Linked DNA regions of Homo sapiens: region 2 is linked to region 1. The links are chromatin contacts, found by Hi-C or POLR2A ChIA-PET in ENCODE. All regions are on one chromosome and are shown on one strand. Each heading gives the region's core, a stretch centred on a gene start or an enhancer-like site at or near the end of the contact. The rest is flanking DNA. Distances are from core to core; before and after follow the strand shown. Region 1 holds the start of PFDN1 (prefoldin subunit 1). Region 2 holds the start of EIF4EBP3 (eukaryotic translation initiation factor 4E binding protein 3).

Region 1 (4,567 bases), core at 473-2,972:
GAAGATAAACAGTTCTTGGATACTTTTGTTGAAGTGCCTGGAATGACTTTCACATGCTGTTAAATTTGTGCCTTAATAACATCTGTGACTGCAATGCACAGCAAAGGCTACTACATAATTTTTATTGTGACCTTGTTTTCACCTACTAGTAAGGTTTTGAAAGATTTACTTTGGGGAAGGGGAGGGGCCTGAAATTTCCTATTTGTCTCCACCCAAAAAAAGGACCCTGTAAAAACATTAGAAGATAAAACCTTTAAACAAGTTTTTTAATTAATTGGTTATCAAAATTATTCATTTTAAGTTTGTAATCATTTTCTTAGTTTGCATTCACCGCCCGCAAGTTTCAAATGTAGCAATAAATTCAAAAGTACCGGGAGGCAAATCCATTCACTAAACCCTGATTTAAATCGGTACTTTTAACAGAAGAAAAGGTAAATTTTTAGAATGCACAATTTTGTTTTGAAATGTAAAATTCCAGGTATCATCTGACTGCTCTATACAGCTTGCTAAGGAAGCTAGTATACCATTAAAGATGAGCTAGTATACTGTTAAAGATTAGAGACTCCACCTAAGAGCTAAATTTACAAGATTCAAGACAAGAAGAACAAAAGCAAGACACAAACACATAATATCCTCACAACACTAACAAAAGCTTCATTTGTTAGAAGCAACAGCTATTTCGGCTGTCCTATTTCTTTTACACAAGTTGACCACAGGCAGTCTTAACTAAGATGTTGCTCATCTGAAGAACTCAAAATAGTGGTCAAAAAAGTGTGAGATAAGGCAGAGAATACTGGATTCTAGTCCCAACTTCTGACAGACTTTTCTGGCACTGGTTCCTTTTCCAGAAAAGTAGATTTAAAATAGATAAATTCTAGGGTCCTTTCCAATCCACCCCACCGCACAAAGCATACTGGTTTGGGGTCATTAGTGGTGTTAGAATGCTGATCATTCTTAGATAGCAAAAATCTGAATAACAACACATTTATAAGCAACTGAGGAAAACAGGAAACCCAATTCCTTCCGATACCGGTTTTATTTGGAAAACTTTACTGGTTTTGTTTTGTTTTTGACAATTCCTTCAAAAGAAGGAGGTTTTGTTTTGTTTTGTTTGACGAGTCCTTCAAAAGAAGTGGAGGGGGGGCAAAATCCTGAAATGAACATTGCTGCTACAATGCTTGGTTTTCCGAACTGTAGATATTGCAACTTTCAAGGTACAGAACCGAATAAATGGCCTAAAAACAAAGGTTGGACTTGGAGTTTTTCAAAGCAAATGAGGCAGAATTACGGATGCCACAGCTCAGGCAAGGGGTCCGAAGGGACCCCCATTTGAAATGCTCTCTTTAGTTCTTACTATGAAAGTGAGTCCCTGAAGCCTCCAAACGCAACGAAATGTCTCTGGAGCTCAGAAAGACTGGACAAGCCCGAGACAGGCCCGCAGACTTACCCGACCCAGACCAACCGGCTCCTACCCAGCAAGAGCCGCTCGCCCCCCACCCCGTTTATGGAGACCCAGTGAGGCCTTAGGACTCTGGGAAACCATTCCCTAGTCCACTGGACCCTCCTTCCTTCTGCAAGGCTCGTGCCTCACTTGATATTCTTGTCTATAGTCCCCTCAGCCTCCAAAAAGAAGACCTCCGCCTGCCAAAGACCCTCTTTTACCTTCTTCAGCTCTAGATCCACGGGGGCGGCCATCTTGGTGCACTGTAAGCGCCTGCGCAGTGGGAGTTGGACTGAAATAGGGTGGGGAAGGGCGCGTCTTACTTTGTGCGCCGGTCTTTCTTCTGCGCCTGCGCATGAGTTGGACTAACCGGGCTTCTTATCTTTCTCTGAGAATTGACTCCTGAAATATTTGGGTTTCGGATTCCGTGTCTTCACTACCTGACCGGTCAGGTCTGGCTTGCTCCTCCGTATCTTCCAGACATAGCCCAACGCGCAGATTTCCCATGTGGCTTTAAGCAGTTTGCCAGCTAGCTTAATATGTGCTGCTAAATTGAGATGTATGTAGATGAGGTCAAACCCTCATCAGTCGATCAGTCCTTCAGCTAGTCGCTGTGCTCTCAGGAATGAGTAAGAGTAAGTCCAGAACCTCAGGCATGACAGTTTGGGAAAGACTATTGGAAAGCTTGTCTGGAGTGTTCTTTCCAAAACGAACTTATTACTTCCAAAAGCTTCCCAAAGACATTCTAGGCACAGTGGTTCTCAAGAGAGGCTGAATACGTTTGTTTAAAAACAAAAAAATGCAGGTTCTCTGGGTCTCATCTCAAACGTACTCAGAATCTTTGAGAATGGGGTCTGGAAATTTGCACTTTTGCAGACTACCCCAGTGACCTAATGGTGCAACTCCTCCGCGGATCACTTTTTTGAGAATCTCTGCCATAAAAGGACCTGGCATTTGAACCAGAATAGATAATAATTGACTTTTGGAAATGGAAAAAAAAGTTAACCTACTCTAAAAACTGTTATGCTAAGAGAAAGTGCTACATAAATAATTAGGAAATTTATTTTATTTTTTAAAAAAAGAAAGAAAGAGAGAAAGAAAACAAACTGTTAGGGAGATGAAAGGGCAGGGAATTTGGAACCAGCCTAATCTAGATTCAAGGCTTGGTCTGCCTTTAGCCTATGTCTGGTTCCATTTACTAATTGTGTGACTTTAAGCAAGTCACTTGGATATTTTGTGGGGTTTTTTTTTTTTTTTGTACGTTTGTTTGTTTCTTGAGACAGGATCTTGCTCTGTCACCCAGGCTCGAGTGCAATGGTGCAATCACGACTCACTCCAGCCTCTACCTCCCGCGCTCAAGCGATCCTCCCACCTCAGCCTCGTGAGTAGCGCTGGGACTACAGGCGCGCGCCACCCACACTCAGCTAATTTTTATATTTTTGTACAGACGGGTTTTCACCTTGTTGCCCAAGCTGGTCTCAAACTCCTGAGCTCAAACAATCCGCTCGCCTTGGTCGCCCAAAGTGCTGTAGTGCTTTGATATTAAAGGCTTGAGCCACCGCACCCGGCCACATTTTTTTTTTTTTTTTTTTTTTGAGCCAGGGTCTCGCTCTGTCACCCAGGCTGGAATGCAGTGGCACGATCTCGGCTCACTGCAACCTCTGCCTCCCAGGATCAAGTGATTCTCCTGCCTCAGCCTCCCGAGTAGCTGGGATTACAGGCGCCTGCCACCACGCCCGGCTAATTTTTGTAGTTTTGGTAGAGACGGGTTTCACCGTGTTGCCCAGGCTGGTCTCCAACTCCCAGCCTCAAGTGATCCGCCTGCCTCGGCCTCCCAAAGGGCTGGGATTACAGGCAAGCCACCACGTCCAGCATCTGCCACCTATTTTTAATGAGCTTCAGTCTTCTCATGTTTGAGAGTGACCATATTGACCTAACAGGGTTATTGTGAGAAATAAATGAGATCAGGATAAAAAGCTCCAAACATAGCTCCATGCACACAAGTAGATACTCAATAAATCACTGGTGTTAATCGCCGTCCTGTTTGTCTTTCAAAGTCCAGCAAATGGGCACTACATCCCCCATCACACAGAGCAAAGATAATCTCTCCTCTGAACTCCCCTCACAACATCTATTTCTCTCTCAAGGCATATAACACTGTCTACCTTTTTTTAGAAAACATTTTTCTTAGACTGTAAGCTCCTTGAAATCAAGAACTATGGAATAATGGTTCTTCCACCTCTTGTACCTAGAACACCTGTCACAGTGCATCACGGGAAAAAAATACAAAATGGATACTGGATGTGAATAAATTATTCTGGAAAAAAAAAAGAAGACTCATTCCTCCCCAATTTGAGAAAGAGTAAAAAGGATCTGATATTTTGATTCTCTGGGACCTTCTTAGATTCTCATTACAGATGATCAATAAATACTGACTGATTAGCCAGGCATGGTGGCATGCCCCTGTAGTCCCAGCTACTCAGGAGGCTGAGGCAGGAGAATTGTGTGAGGCCTGGAGGCCAAGGCTGCAGTGAGTGGGGATCAATTGTGTCATTGCACTCCAGCCTGAAAGACAGAGTGAGACCTTGTCTCAAAAAATAAAATAAAATAAAATAAAATAAAATAGTGATTGAATATTGAAATTCAAAAAAAGTCTGAAATACTGTCCTGTACATTACCTCATGAGACTTTTGAAAGAGTCCTCATAGAGATGTATGGACTGTAAAAGTTAAGAGCCTGGGCTAAGCTGTCAGACAACCTGGGTACAAATACTGATTATACTACTTAAGGGTAATATGATCTTAGGCAAGAGTCTTCTCTGCATTGTTTGTTTGGTCATTGTTTCTCTTTGTGTATTTGTATACTACTTCTTCCTCATGAGTTTAATTTCCTTTTTTTTTTTTTTTCTTTTTTGAGACATGGTCTCATTCTGTCACCCAGGCTAGAGTGCAGTGGTTCAATCTCAGCTCACTTCAGCCTCCACCTCCCGGGTTCCAGCAATTCTCCTGCCTCAGCCTCCCTAGTAGCTTGGATTACAGGTGCATGTCACCACCTGGCTACTTTTCGTATTTCTTGTAAAGATGGGGTTTCACCATGTTGGCCAGGCTGGTCTTGAACTCCTGACCC
Region 2 (4,188 bases), core at 1,620-4,119, 240 kb after region 1:
TCTCATCCACTTCTCTCCATCCTCACAGCCATCGCCCGTTTGCCCACCTGGTTTCACTAGACTGGACTCTACCCTCAAATCTCACCATCCTCCACCCTATTCTCCCATTCCCCCTGTCAGACACTTCCTCACGTTGCATAAAAGGTTAGTTATCATAAATGATTCACTACAATCTGTTCCCAAGCTTTACCCTCCAGCACTGCTAAGACACTTCATTTTGGCATGCACCATTTTGTAAGATACTCAAAATCCTTTTCGGGACAATAAAATATACATACCCTTGATACCTGAAGTGTGTTTCTGAGGCCCTGAAGCGTTTGCATTACTGTATTAAAAACTCACAGTTGCAGTCAGGCCCGGTGGCTCATGCCTGTAACTCCAGCACTTTGGGAGGCCAAGCCAGGCAGATCACTGGAGATCAGGAGTTCGAGACCAGCTTGGCCAAGATAGTGAAACCTGATGTCTGCTAAAAATACAAAAAATTAGCCCGGTGCGGTGGTGGGTTCCTGTAATTCCAGCTACTCAGGAGGCTGAGGCAGGAGAATCGCTTGAACCCAGGAGGCAGAGGTTGCAGTGAGCTGAGATCATGCCACTGAACTCTAGCCTGGGTGACAGAGCAAGACTCCATCTTAAAAAAAAAAAAAAACCAGCCAGGTGTGGTGGCTTATGCCTGTAATCGTAGCACTTTGGGAGGCCGAGGCAGGCTGATCACCTGAGGTCGGGAGTTCAAGACCAGCCTGACCAACATGGAGAAACTCTGTTTCTACTAAAATTACAAAATTAGCTGGGTGTGGTGGTACATGCCTGTAATCCCAACTACTCAGGAGGCTGAGGCAGGAGAATCGCTTAAACCCGGGAATCGGAGGTTGCGGTGAGCCAAGATCATGCCATTTGGGCGGCAAGAGCGAAACTCCATCTCAAAAAAAAAAAAAAAAAATCCACAACTGGCTGGGCACGGTGGCTCATGCCTGTAATTCTTGTTTCGGAGGATGCCTGTTTGGGAGGATCGCTTGGGCCCACAAGTTTGAGACCAGCCTGGGCAACATAGTGAGACCCCGCCTTTACAAAAAATTTAAAAATTAGCCAGGTACAGTGGCATGCACCTGTGGTCCCAGCTATTGAGGACACTGAAGTGGGAGGGTCACCTGAGCCCAGGAGGTTGAGGCTGCAGTGAGCCATGATTGTACCACTACACTCCAGCTTGGGTGACAGTGAGACCCTGTGTCAAAAAAAAAAAAAAATCCAAAATCTCACCCAGACCAATACTGTATCAGAATTATCATTTTAACAATATCTCCAGATGATTTATATGCACATTAAAGTTTGAGAAGCTGGCCAGGTGTGGTGGCTCACACCAGCACTTTGGGAGGCCGAGGCAGATAGGTTACTTGAGCTCAGGAATTCGAGACCAGCCTGGGCAACATGGTGAAACCTTGTCTCTATAAAAAATCCAAAAATTAGCCCGGTGTGGTGGTGGGCACCTGTGGTCCCAGCTACTCAGGAGGCTGAGGTGGGAGGATGGCCTGAACCCAGGAGGCAGAGTTTGCATTGAGCTGAGATTACACCACTGCATTCCAGCCTAGGCAGCAGAGCAAAACCCTATCTCAGAAAATAAATAGTTTGAGAAGCAATCTTTTTTTAAATGAGTGAAGAAATCAGACCTAAGGAGAAATCTGATGAAGCCAGAGCTGAGTTAATATTGATAAATGGATGCAGTCAGGTGGTCTATACTTAATTTTTGGTGAGGGGAAGGGACAGTGGAGGCAGTATTGATTTTGAGGAAGCCAAACAGGACAGCCTGATGAATTCAAGATTTCCAGCATATATACATCTTCACCAATCCCACCACCTTGCTCCAGCCTGTCATATCACTGTGTCTACATAAAAAAAAAAAACAAAAAAAAAACTCCAAGGCCAAACTCTCTGACCTTTCTTTCCTTCTAAAGACCAAGCCCTCCTCACTAGCCCCCTGCCCCTCCTTAGTTAACTGGCAAAGAGATCAAAGGGCAGGCCTTCTGACTGGTGATGCCTCAGCTGTAGCCCCCAAACTTGACTCATCCTTTTATTAGTCCAGGTACCACTTCTTCAGAAAGATGACCAGCCCTCACTGACCTTCCCCTTCCTGCTGTGCTCCAGGCCATCAAGGCATGTGTCACCCAGGCTGGAGTGCAGTGGTGCAATCTCCGCTCACTGCAACCTCCGCCTCCTGGGTTCAACCTATCCTTCCACCTCAGCTTCCCGAGTAGCTGGGTCTACAGGCGCATGCTGCCGCACCCGGCTAATTTTTGTATTTTTAGTAGAGTCTAGGTTTCACCATGTTGCCCAGGCTGGTCTCAGACTCCTGGGCTCAAGCTATCCACCCGCCTTAGCCTCCCAAAGTGCTGGGATTACAGGCCGTGAGCCACCGCACCCGGCCTTGTACTGTTACTGTTTATGGGAGGCAGTACACAGCTGGGCTTAAGGGCACAGTCCTGGAATCAGATGCAGTCAGATTTGAATCCCAGCTTCCCTTCCTGCAAGATGTGTGACTTTGGCTAATCATAGTGCTTTACTATCCAAAAGTTGGCAAGGAATGGGTGAACTAATACAGGATAAAAACGCTTGCCCTACTTCACCTGCCCCCAGCTCCCGGCTATAAACAGTAAATAGCTGAGCTGCTGCAGCACTCAGGCAGGTTGGCCAGCGCTGGGCCAGCAGGAACTGGAAGCTGGTGTGGGGCCTGGGACTTTGGACGCATTTCCAGCTTTCTCTGAACCGGGCTGGCTTCCTAGCAGATAGGGCGGGACCGTCGGGTTGAGTGACGGCCGGTGGCCCGCCCTGGGCGTGACGTTGTTCTAGTGTTGTTGCCAGCAGCTGCACGTGGTCGGCTGAGTCCGCCTCAGACTCAGAGCTGCGCTCCTCGACCTCAACGCCAGGCGGTTACTTTGCTGCTCCTCCCGCTCGCTATGTCAACGTCCACTAGCTGCCCGATTCCCGGGGGCCGGGACCAGCTGCCCGACTGCTACAGCACCACGCCGGGGGGCACGCTATACGCCACTACCCCCGGAGGTCAGCGGGCCGGGCAGGGGTCCGCAGGCTGCGGACATATTAGCGCGTGCGTGTTGTTGCGGGGCGGGGGTAGGGGAGGGACAGACCTAAGACTTGTCCGCAGGCCCCTCTACAGGTTGTAGCTTTGGGGGAGAATGTTTGGAGCGGAAGCTCAGTTCCCAAAAACTTCTAAGTGATGCAACAAGGCCATGAGCCTAGCTTCCGGGTGTTTGGGCTGTAATCCTTCACTGTGGCCTGGGTTCTTGGAGCCTTACACACGCTCCTTACCCCTCGCGACTTTGCTTCCTAGGAATAGGGGCCAGGGCCCCCTACTGAGCGTGACCTCAGCCGGAAGCACCGGGTCTTGAGAAGTGGAGTAGTTAGAACAGTTGGGGCAGTTGCTCCGTTTTTGTGCTGCTGGCTGGCGTCTGTTTGGTTGGGCGAGCAGCCTGGGATCACGAGCTGCTGGGCTCCCGACCCAGGGATTCCTGCCACGCGGAAGCGGAGGGGAGGAACAGGGCAGGACCCTTTGAGGACATTATGCGGGCCAAGTTCCTCTGAGCTAGTGTGAACCTTATAGGACCTGGGAGGGGTCAGGATTAGAACAGTACGTTTCTCCTCCCTGCAGGAGATAGCCCAGGTAACAGCACTGGGTGGAACCCTTCACAACTGCTATTTCACTTCTTGAACCACCTGAGGCTGTTAGTCTAGGTCTCACCTTCACTGGTGAGACCAAAGCAGAGGTTTCAGAGTGGTAGAGGAGCAGCATGAAGTACCTGAACTCAAAGTTTGGTGTTCCTCTTAGAGCCAAGATCTGAAGCTCTCCCAAACATAAAGCCCCTGCCTATACCAGCTGGGATGCCCCCCTTGCTTTATACCCACATCTTGGTTAGGTCTGGAAGATTTTAAGCACTATGAAGGCTTGTCTGCTGAGAACCTAGCTGGGCTTCAGAGCCGATGTCCTTTGATACACAGGGAAATTTGACACCACCCTCACCTCCAGGCCCCAAAAGGCCTGAGTCTGGGACCCCAGTCACCTCGGTACCCAAGCTCCTGACTCTTACCTCAGTCCCAACCCCTTGACAGGCACCAGGATCATCTACGACCGAAAGTTCCTGCTGGAGTGCAAGAACTCACCCATTGCCCGGACACCCCCCTGCT

Evidence for each region. A loop is a pair of places that touch in the nucleus more often than their neighbours do. ChIA-PET counts read pairs that join two places held with the same protein, here RNA polymerase II (POLR2A). Pooled maps may share reads with other maps.
Region 2: a map of CD8-positive, alpha-beta T cell shows a loop between it and region 1 (2.8-fold over the local background). The contact joins the promoter of EIF4EBP3 here to the promoter of PFDN1 in region 1. A Hi-C loop is called at or near these places in 1 of 168 maps with a recorded cell type or tissue (CD8-positive, alpha-beta T cell) and 5 of 50 pooled maps. POLR2A ChIA-PET finds 5 or more read pairs at or near these places in 3 of 52 experiments (MCF 10A, WTC11 and activated naive CD4-positive, alpha-beta T cell).

The regions. Positions count from the first base shown.
Region 1 is chr5:140,301,379-140,305,945 of GRCh38, forward strand. PFDN1 (prefoldin subunit 1) reads right to left here and starts at 1,723. Exons shown (of 4, transcript NM_002622.5): 1 at 1,663-1,723. The coding sequence starts at 1,695. RefSeq lists an enhancer at 1,460-1,739 and a silencer at 1,628-1,832.
Region 2 is chr5:140,544,793-140,548,980 of GRCh38, forward strand. EIF4EBP3 (eukaryotic translation initiation factor 4E binding protein 3) reads left to right here and starts at 2,870. Exons shown (of 3, transcript NM_003732.3): 1 at 2,870-3,048; 2 at 4,114-4,188. The coding sequence starts at 2,946. It overlaps ANKHD1-EIF4EBP3 (ANKHD1-EIF4EBP3 readthrough), which reads left to right. Exons shown (of 36, transcript NM_020690.6): 35 at 4,114-4,188. RefSeq lists enhancers at 1,817-2,525, 2,526-3,232, 2,993-3,082, 3,233-3,940.